2 separate regions of the Mus musculus genome follow, and region 1 is linked to region 2. The links are chromatin contacts, found by POLR2A ChIA-PET in ENCODE. All regions are on one chromosome and are shown on one strand. Each heading gives the region's core, a stretch centred on a gene start or an enhancer-like site at or near the end of the contact. The rest is flanking DNA. Distances are from core to core; before and after follow the strand shown. Region 1 holds the start of Ttc28 (tetratricopeptide repeat domain 28). Region 2 holds the start of Ep400 (E1A binding protein p400).

Region 1 (5,207 bases), core at 1,656-4,155, 110 kb before region 2:
CTCCCAAGTGCTGGGATTAAAGGCGTGTGCCACCACCGCCTGGTGGGCTCTTACAATCTTTATGTCCCTACCCTCCACAATGTTCCCTGAGCCCTGCATGCAGGTCTTGTGCTGTAGACGTACAGGTCGTGAATAAAGCTTTTCTGTTTGTTTTGTTGTTATTGTTTTAAAGACAGGTCTCACTATGTAGGCCAGGCCGCCCTCAAATCCTCTTACCCCCACCCTCCCAAATACAGGGATTAAAGGCGAGTACCACCACACTCACAGGGAATAAAGCTTTTTTATTTTTTTTATATGTTTTTAAGGTTGGTTTGGGAGTTTTGGTGGTGGTGGTGGTGGTGGTGGTGGTGGTGGTGGTGGTGGTGGTTGGTTGGTATTTTTTTGAGATAGGATCTCTCTGTGTAACAACAGTCCTGCTGTCTTGGAACTCTATGTAGACCAGACTAGCCTTAAACTCATAAAGATCTGCCTGCCTCTTCCTCCTGAATGCTGGGACTAAAGGTGTGTGCCACCACTGCCCGGCTTTCTCACTAAACCCAAAGCCCACTGTTTTGGACAGGCCAGCTGGCCAGTGAGCACCAGGGATCCACCTACCTCCACCTCCACATTCCCAGCTCTGGGGTTACAGGTCCCCGCCACCTGGCCCAGCCTCAGGTGGGAGCAGCGGAATGGAGCTCCTCTGCTTGCATAGAAAGCACTTTACCCACTGAGCCATTTCCTCAACCCCTAAAGACAATTTAAAAAAGAAAGAGAAAAGAAAATATCCCAAGTTATAAAACAACGCACCTGGAGATGACACCCTTGACCTTATGTTTTTCTCCTCCAGACTCAATCTCACCTCTCATGGTCTTTCTTCTTCTTCTTTTTTTTTTTTTTTCCCCAAGACCAGGCTGGCCACGAACTCAGAAATCCGCCTGCCTCTGCCTCCCAAGTGCTGGGATTAAAGGCGTGCGCCACCACTGCCAGGCTCACGGTCCTTTCTTATACTTGAATTCTCTATTTACTGAAAGACCCTACTGAAGTGAAATCAATTAAATGAAATTCAACAACATGAAGGGGAAAAAATCCATAACCTCAAACAATTGTATTGGGAAAAAAAAACATACAAAAGAGCAACTGCCAACTTTCTTGAATAAATAATAATCCAGATTTGCATGATGGAAATGTAAATATTAGAGACGAGATGACTCGGGGGTCAAAGCACTAGCTGCTCTTGCAAAGGGCCAGGGTTCAGCTCTCAGCAACCATTTCGAGGCTCATAACCATATGTAACTCCAGATGGGATCCGATGTCCTTTTCACCTCTGCTACACGCACATCCATGTAAACAAAACACTCATTTACATAAAAATACTTTTAAATTTTTAAGGGAAAATGTAACTGTTTACCTCGAAAAACAAAATACTAGAATAATAATGTTCTTAAATGAAGATAAGGAAATAGTACATTTTTAAAATTCAGATTTAATTATTTTATTTTATTTTATTGTGTGTGTATGTGTGTGTGTGTGTGTGTGTGTGTGTGTGTGTGTGTGTGTGTGCTTTTTTGCACCTGGCAGGGAGGTCAAAGGACAACTTGCCAGAGTCCAGTCTATCCTACTGTGTGAGTCCCAGGAATCCAACCCGGGTGCTCAGGCATGGTAGCAGACCCCTTTACCCACTGAGACGTCTATCTATCTCCCTGACCCTCAGAATTTAATCGATATACAGAGCTGACCCTTTATACCCTGCCAGGATACTAGCTGACCCTAATCAACATATACCTTGTTCTTTTTTACTAAAGTACACTGGGAATATCACATTATAAATAGCGACAAAAGTTAACCCGGGTGCTGAGAAAAATCATATGAAGTTAAGACTGACAGATGTTTATCTCAAATGACATCTTAAGTGTCTCAAGGGCTCCTAAATTGCAACCCCAGGATCATTCAGTCCTACAAATACATACTGAACATCTACTACATACTAGGTACCATGCAGGGAAAGTTGTCTGCTTATGGGACACTTTACAGCTCGCCAGACACCGCCCCCCATCCCACCCCCAGTCACAGCTTTGAAAACTTGCTAAAAATTCAAATTTTCCTTCTCTGCCTTGGGAAACCACTTTGTGCGTGTGTCTCTTGGTGCAGTATGTGGCTCCAGATTATTACTTTATACCCCGGCTAGTTAGTGGCTTGAAAACACACCACAGAGTAGAGGGAGAAAGACTACACTACTCCAGCCAGGAAAAAGTCCATTTTGCTCAGCATCCCTCACTCTGAGAGACACACCCAAACACTTGGAAGCCCAGGTAGACCTAAAGCTCTCCAGTACCTGCTTGTGGTGAGACACCAACAACCTTGTAGCCTTCTAGGGACCAAAAGCCCACTCCCTAGCAACCACACCTGGGATGGGGACCCCCGAGCCTCCCAGCCGCCCCGGTGGACTCGGATGCCCCCGCCCCGCACCCCAGCCCCGTCCCGCTCCGAGGGGGCGGGGTCGAGGAAGAGGAGGTGCGGGAGATTAGGTGCCCAGTGCATTCCAAGCACACAGCCGTGGAAACTGAGGCAGGCAGGCAGATGATGCACAGGGTCTGCCTAATGATTCGCTGCGGGGCTCGAACCCTGACGAGCGGAGGGGCCTCCGCCTGCAGGTCATCGTCGGCCGCCGAGGCCCGGCCCGGCTCGCACCGACAGAGTTTCACAAAGAAAGTCTCCCGGCCCGCGCCCCGCTCACACTCACCGGCGCCGGCGGAGACTCCGGCTCCCGCCGCCTGCGGCTCCGCGCCGAGGCCGGCTCGGGCGCCAGAGGCGGCGGCTGTTCCATCCCCGCGGGGCCCGTCGGCGTCTGCCTAGAGCTAACGGTCCCGCCAGCTAGGCGCGCGCACCGCTCCCGCGCGCCATGTTCCTGCCGTGCCGCGCGCCGCCGAGCGCCCCCGCCCTCACCGCGCACGCGCCCGCGCGCCCGCCGAGACAGCTCGCACCGCGCAAGTGCGTTCCCGGCCTGAGCCCTCCCGGAGCTGTTCGCTCGCTGTTCCCGGCTCTGCGCGGCCCCCCGCCGCACTGCGGACCACCCGGAGGGCACCACGCGGGGCCCGGCCCGTGAAGGCGCCAGAGTAGAGTGACTCGGCGAACGCTGGCCTCCTTGGCCTGTGTCGGCGCCCTCCCTTATCTAGCTAGGATCGAATCTTCAGAAACCCACCTCCTGCATCCAAGGATGCTGTCCTTACTGAGTGGCTCTCTGGAAGGTCAGACCTTGTGTTTCGAGCAGTTAAGAACCGAGGGATCCCTGGAAAAAGTGCAGCGCCTCGTCTCCTTAAAAACTGTGAACTTGGAGCTGGAGAGATGGCTCAGCGGTTAAAAGCACTGGTTGCTCTTCTAGAGAACCAGGATTCAATTCCCATCACCCATATGACAACACACAATTGCAACTCCAGTTTCAGGGAATCTGACAGCCTCACACCCATATGTATGCAGACAAAACACCAATGCACATTACATTAAAAAAAAAAAAAAAAAAAAAAAACTAGCACTCGGGAGGCAGAGGCAGGCGGATTTCTGGCTACCTCAAAGCGTGCACTACTGCCTCGTTACTCTTGGAACTTTTACATACTTGTTTGTTCCTCTCATCTTTATCATACACAGTGATGAGAACTTAACCTAGTAAACAAAAAAGAATATTCCTGATGATTTTTTCTTTTGTTTTGTTTGAGACAGGGTTTCTCTGTGTAGCCCTGGCTGTCCTAGAACTCACTCTGTAGACCAGGCTGGCCTCGAACTCAGAAATCCGCCTGCCTCTGCCTCCCGAGTGCTGGGTTTAAAGGCCTGCACCACCACTGATCATGTAACTGAGTCCTGAACATTCCTGATCATGTAACAGAGTCCGGGAAAGGTCTCTCTCACCTTCAGGCATACCTTTCTGCCTTGGATCTTGTCTACCTGGATCAAATATGACATGAGTCTTCAGTCTGTGATTCTTGTGCAGTCTTTCCACAGAGGGACTATGATGGTTTGTATATTCTTGGGCCAGGGAGTGGCACCATTTGGAGGTGTGACCTGGTTGGAACAGATGTGGCCTGGTTGGAGTAGGTGTGTCACTGTGGGTATGAGTTTAAGATCCTCACCCTAGTTGCCTGAAAGTCAGTCTTCCACTAGCAGCCTTTGGATGAAGACATAGAACTCTCAGCTCTGCCTGTGCCATGCCTGCCTGGATTCTGCTGTGCTCCCTCTTTGATGATAATGGACTGAAGCACTGAACCTGTAAGCCAGCCCCAATTAAATGTTGTTTTTCATAAGCGTTGCCTTGGTCACGGTGTCTGTTCACAGCAATAAAACCCTAAGACAGGAACCAATCTACTGAAGAAAAGGGTTCCCAGAGTCTGTTAGAGGGGCTCTTCCTGGTGCATATTAGCATATCAAAGTACATGCTAGCCCCTAGGCGCTCTCAGTTTAACAATTACTCTTGGCTCTTCTAGGCTAACAATGGGCTCTTCTTGGCTCTTCTCACCAGGCCCCCTACCTTAAACTTCTCCAGCTCTAGGACTTCCTTTCCCCTAGCTTCTCATTCCTCCAGAATCCTGCCATGCAGTCTTGGCACCCACTCTTTTGTCCTCCTTACCTTCATTGCATTAAATACTCAAGCCAACTCATTTCCCATTTGTCCTCTGCACTGGACCAGCGGAACCTCAGAACGGCCTCCCAAGGGAGTGAGCCTACCAACAGCCATTCACAGGAACAACTGTTTGCTCATGAATGTCCTCTCCTGGTGGAGTTTCTGAAGCAAAGTGCTCAATGTAGCTTAGCCAATAAGCTACAATGTGAGCAGTCATCAATTAGCAAAGTTACAATGGGTCAGAAACAAACAAACAAGCAAACTAAAGTTGCTATTAGAATTGTCCTGCAGGTGTTCCTGTGAACTCCTGAAACAAATTCCACTTTTTATGAGGTAAAGTGCAGGCCACAAACAATGTTTCCATTTCTAAGCATCAAAGGATTGTCACAACAGCCAGCCTTAGGGTATGTAAGAAGTCTTTGTTACTTTTGGCAGTTCAGGGTTCATAGTGATGTAAAGAGGCCAGAAGACACAGAGCTTAAGAGCACCTGTTGCTTTTGCTGAGAACTTGGGTTCAGATCCCAGATGATTCACAATTATCTATTTGTACTCCGGTTCCAGAGGCACCAGTACCCTCTTTCTTCCCTGTACATACAGGTAGGCAATACTCACCTACATA
Region 2 (5,205 bases), core at 1,658-4,157:
ACTGCTGTGTTCGGGATAGCTGAGGGGTAGGCACAGAAGGTCAGCACGGGGTGTGGTTGGCTGGGCAGGCAGTAGATGTAGCCACTAGCAGTCTGCTCCCGGCTGCTGCTGATACTCTCTTCCTTCCATCCGGACCTGTCCTTTGAGACCATCCCGGTTTTCTCTGAAGTGGCTACACTGGTGATTTCATGCTGCCTATTCTTGGGAGACCTCAAGGGGGACCGTGCGTCAGCAGCCCCCACCTTTATGCCCTAGTATTCTTCACCTCCTTCTGGGTCTCCTTTTTTTTTTTTTTTTTTTTTTTTGGTTTTTCGAGACAGGGTTTCTCTGTATGGCCCTGGCTGTCCTGGAACTTACTTTGTAGGCCAGGCTGGCCTCGAACTTAGAAATCCGCCTGCCTCTGCCTCCCGAGTGCTGGGATTAAAGGCGTGCGCCACCACGCCCGGCACTGGGTCTCCTTTCTTATGTGCTAACCATGTATCCCTCATCCCTGGACAGCCACGGCCACTTACTCAGCACTAGGTTTGGAATGCCCTTTCAGTCCACAGTGTACTCCTCCCAGACCTCTCTCGCCTTTTATGGGTGAAGGCATTCTCAGATCTCTAGCATAGTCAGTGTTATGGGGCCCTTAGACCTACACAGATGGCTTCATCCCATGACCTGCATTTTTGGTTTGTTCGGAATGGCGAGCAAGCAGTTTTAGAGGAGTAACAGCTCCGTGAGGCAGGGAGGGGTCATGTCCTCAAAATGGGTATTCCTTTTTTTTTTTTTTTTTTGCAGAGAAGTTGGGTTTGCTTTCCAGCAGCAATATAGTGGCTCCATACAATCTGTAACTCCAGTTCCAGATGATCCAACAGGCTGCATTCAGGCAGGCAAAACACTTATAGACAATTTATTTTGGCGGTTAGTGGGATGGCTTAGCAGTTACAAGTGCCTGCTGGTCTTACAGAGGGCCCAAGTTCAGTTCTCAACACCCGTGCTGTGCAGGTTATACCCACCTATAATTCTAGCTCTAGAGGACTCAGCCCTCTTTTCTGGCCTCTGAGGACACTCGTTCATGTATGCATATCCCACACTTAGACACACGTGCACACTCCTAATTAAACAAATAAAATCTTTTTTAAAAAAGTATGTGTGTGAGTGTGTGTACATGTAAGCTCCCTAATGTGGGTGCTAGGAACCTCATTTTTTTTTTTTGCAAAAGCAGCAGTGCTCAGAAACCCTTGTAAGTTTCTAAAAATTATAATGTGTGTGTGTGTTTGTGTGTATGTCATGTGTATGTGTGTGTGTCATGTGTATATGTGAATGCCTGTGGAAGCCAGAAGAGGTTGTCAGATCTGGAGCTAATTACAAATGGTTGTGAACCACCTGATGTGGGTTCCGAGAACTGAATTCAGGTCCTCTCATGGCTAAGCCAACTTTCCAGTTATCCTGGACTTTTTTTTTTTTTTTTAAAGATTTGTTTATTTCATGTATATGAGTACACTGTAGCTATCTTCAGACACACCAGAAGAGCATTGGGTCACATTACAGATGGTTGTGAGCCACCCTGTGGTTGCTGGGAATTAAACTCAGGACCTCTGGAGGAGCAGTCCGTGCTCTTAACTGCTGATCCATTTCACCAACCCCTATCTTGAGCTTTTAAAAAGATCCTTTATTTTAGAGTTTCATGCATGTATGTTTTGGTCATATCCACCTTCTCTTCATTTCCCCTTATTCCCTACAACTTCCACTGGCTCCTTCCTAACACATTTCCCTCCTGTTTTTTATTTTGAGATGGGGTCTCATGTATTCCAGGACAGCCTCAAACATGATGAATGGATGAAGCCAGCATGAACCCCAGATCTTGCTGCTTCAGCCTCAAGTTCTGGGATTATAGCAGTGGTTCTCAAACATTCTGATGCTGTGACTCTTTAATACAGCTCCTTATGTTGTGGTGACCCCCAACCATATTTCATTGGTACTTCATAACTGTAATTTTGCTACTGCTATAAGTTGTAATGGAAATAAATATCTGACATGCCGGATATCTTATATGTGACCCATAGGCTGAGATCCACTGAATTACAAGCTTGTGCCACGAAGCTCAGTTAATTTCTTCCTTTTTTTTATAGTGTTTTTAAAATTATAATCTTTTGTTGGGCAGTGGTGGTGCATGCCTTTATTTAATCCCAGCATTTGGGAGGCAGAGGCAGGTGGATTTCTGAGTTTGAGGCCAGCCTGGTCTGCAGAGTGAGTTCCAGGACAGCTAGGGCTGCACCGAGAAACCCTGTCTCAAAACAAAACAAAACAACAAAACAAAACAACAACAACAAAAAATATATATATAAAATCTTTTTCAAACTCGTACTACAATCTTACCTCCTCTTGGGTCGTGGTTTCTTTTGCATTTCTGTGATGTCTAATGATGCTGGATGTATTTTCAGACTTCTGCTCACTGCGCCTCAGGCGCCTTTTTGTTCATAGGGCTAGTCCCCTATTTCCCACGGAGGCGGAGCACACCCAGAGGATGCGATCAGGTCCGCTCGAGCTTTCCTAAACAGCCTCCCCCGCTGGAGCGAGTCGCCAGGTGGCGTAACTGAGTGAAACTCGGGGTCCGCCCCCAACTGACGAGGCCACGCCCCTTCCCGAGTCTACCGGAACTTCCCCGAGGCCTGAGGCTCCGCCTTGTACCCATGAGGCCACGCCCCAGCCCGCGTGCACCGCCTCAGCCCCCCCAGCCCTTCCCTGCGCGTGCGCCGACTCCCCTCGTCCTGTCCGAAGCGGTCCCGCCTCGTACGGATGAGGCCTTTCGGAGGCGGCCCTGAGGTGGCTCTCCGCTCTCCAAACTCCGCCCAACGCACCTCCTGCATACAGCTCCGCCCCTAACCGCCTGCTTAAGAAGCCGCTTCGGTCCTGCCTCCGCCGTCAGCAGCGCCTCAGCTTCAGGCGACCCCGCGCGGCTGCGAGCGGCCCTACAGGATAGGTACCGTTAGTCCCTCGCCGCGCGCCGTAGCACCGGCGCTGCTACTTCCTGTGCCCGTGGACCCGGATGTGCCGAGCGGCTGCGGCGCGCTCGAGCCTCCCGGCTGTCCTGACGCGGCGGAGCGCGGCTTTTGCTCGCGGTGCAAGCGAACGGGATAGCGTCAGCGGGTGAGAGGCGGGACGGTGGGTGGTAGGCGGCAACGGCGGCGTGCCGAGCGGTTGTGTTTAGCGGTGCTGCTGCTGCTGGCGTCGCGGCGGGCCCAGGCCGCGGCGGCGCTTTGTCGTGGGCGGGCGGGGCCGAGGGGCCGGGCGGCGCTGAGAGGGGACCGGTCGGTGGCTCGGCGCGTGGTCCGGCCTCAGCAAGGCCCTTCTCTGGTCAGCGCTCTCGAGTGCGCCGTTCTTTCTGGGCAGGCGCGCGGCCGTTTCCGAGCGCTCGGGAAGGCGGGGCTCTTAACGCCCGCGGCACCGTTGGTCCGCGGCGCGCGGGGCTTCCTTTCGCGACGTAGAGCCTTGAGCGGAGACAGAGCGGGAAGGACGCCGGGGATCTGGCAGAGCTCCCCGGGCCGGGGCTCGGAGGTGTACCATCAGCCGCCGAGCCGCTGTCTCCGCAGGTCTGTCCCTAGGTCCAGTATCCTGGAGCACCGCGACTTGGAATTGGGGGTTGCGCTCATCCCTGGCACTTGTCACTTGTGCTCTCGATTATACGTGTGGCAAAAACGGTCCTTGTTTTGTTTCGGTTTTGGTTTTGTTTCGCTTTTCCATTTTAAGTCAGGGTCTTACCCTGGAGCCTTGGCTGGCCTTTTAACTCGCCATTTAGACCAGGCTGGCCTTGAGCTCACGAAGATCCGCGATTCTTGTACCTGGGTGTGTGTGTGTGTGTGTGTGTGTGTGTGTGTGTGTGAGAGAGAGAGAGAGAGAAAATGAATGAATGAATATGAATTATACAATTTGGATGGCCACAAGGCAAACCACATGTTAACTTTAAATCTTCTTTTTACGTATTTAGGTTTTCTGAGACAAAAAGTCTCATGGAAGTCCGAATCAGCCTGGACTAGACTCATTAAGTAGTCCAAGCTGGTCTGTAATTCTTAGCAATCCAGATGCCTCCACCTTGATACTGGGTTTGCAGGTGTGAGACATCATGCCTGGCTGTTTTTATTTACTTGCCATTGAGAGGAATCTTTGTGTCCCAGGCTGGCCTCAGATCCTGGCCTCAGGTTATCTTCCTACCTCAGTCTCTTGCGTATCTGGGAGTGCTGGTTCCTGCTGCAGTGCCCAGCCCCCTCTAACCCCCTTAATTTATTTATATATTTTAAAAAACCCAAAAAAACAAAAAACACATGGTCTCACTGAGTAGTTCTGGCTGTCCTGAAACAGGCTGACCTCGAACTCAAAAGAGATCTACCTGCCTCTGCCACCTGAGTACTAAAGGATTGAAGGTCTACTCCACATCTTCCTCCCCACCAAATGTTTAAAATCTCAAGATAGCCTAATATCGAAAGTGTCATTATTTCCTTTTATTGTATTCTTCTAACTTTAAAAAAACGTTTGGCATTATCTAATGAAACTGTTTTAAGTTGTGTAGGTACCATGATCATCCAACAGTACAATAACTGCCTCATAATGTTGTTGATACTGTTGTCCCTGTGAGGCATTTACTGGTGTTTTGGCTTCTGTGTTGGGTTGCTCTTTGTGGCCCACTCAAGGTCATAACATAGCATTCCTCAGAATGGCTGTCTGTTGTTTTCTGGCCACCTTATTTACAACTACATAGTAACCTTTCCTTGGGTTAATCTTCCCCTCCAGTTAACTCTTTCAGCTCTCAGCTGCCTTGTATTCCTGGGTGGGAGGGAATTTTTTGTGTGCTCTCAGTCACCATTTCCTCCATTTTCTGTAGCATCTTTACTTAGCCTTTTGGTCATCGCCTCTCCAGTGATTAGGCGCCCCTGTTTCTGAAGGCTTTGTTCTGGCTGTCCATAAAATTAAAAAAAAAAATGTGTGTGTGTGTGTGTGTGTATGTGTATGTGTGTGTGTGATGTGTTTGTATATGTTTATATTCTGTGTGTGTATGTCTCTGTCTGCCTTGTGTGCCTGACGAGACAGGAGGGTGTCTGATCTTCTGGTGGTTATGAGCTACCCAGCATGGGTGTTGGGATTCAAACTCAGATCCTCTTGAAGAGCACATATGCTCTTGACTCCTGGGCTGTTTCTTCAACCCTGTTTTTTTTTTTTATTTTGTGT

Evidence for each region. ChIA-PET counts read pairs that join two places held with the same protein, here RNA polymerase II (POLR2A).
Region 1: POLR2A ChIA-PET joins it to region 2 with 14 read pairs in embryonic stem cell. The contact joins the promoter of Ttc28 here to the promoter of Ep400 in region 2. POLR2A ChIA-PET finds 5 or more read pairs at or near these places in 3 of 5 experiments (Patski and embryonic stem cell).

The regions. Positions count from the first base shown.
Region 1 is chr5:110,877,501-110,882,707 of GRCm38, reverse strand. Ttc28 (tetratricopeptide repeat domain 28) reads right to left here and starts at 2,905. Exons shown (of 23, transcript NM_001267622.1): 1 at 2,720-2,905. The coding sequence starts at 2,803.
Region 2 is chr5:110,768,419-110,773,623 of GRCm38, reverse strand. It overlaps Ep400 (E1A binding protein p400), which reads left to right and starts at 2,907. Exons shown (of 52, transcript NM_029337.2): 1 at 2,907-3,132. Gm15559 (predicted gene 15559) reads right to left here and starts at 2,675. Exons shown (of 2, transcript NR_152254.1): 1 at 2,362-2,675.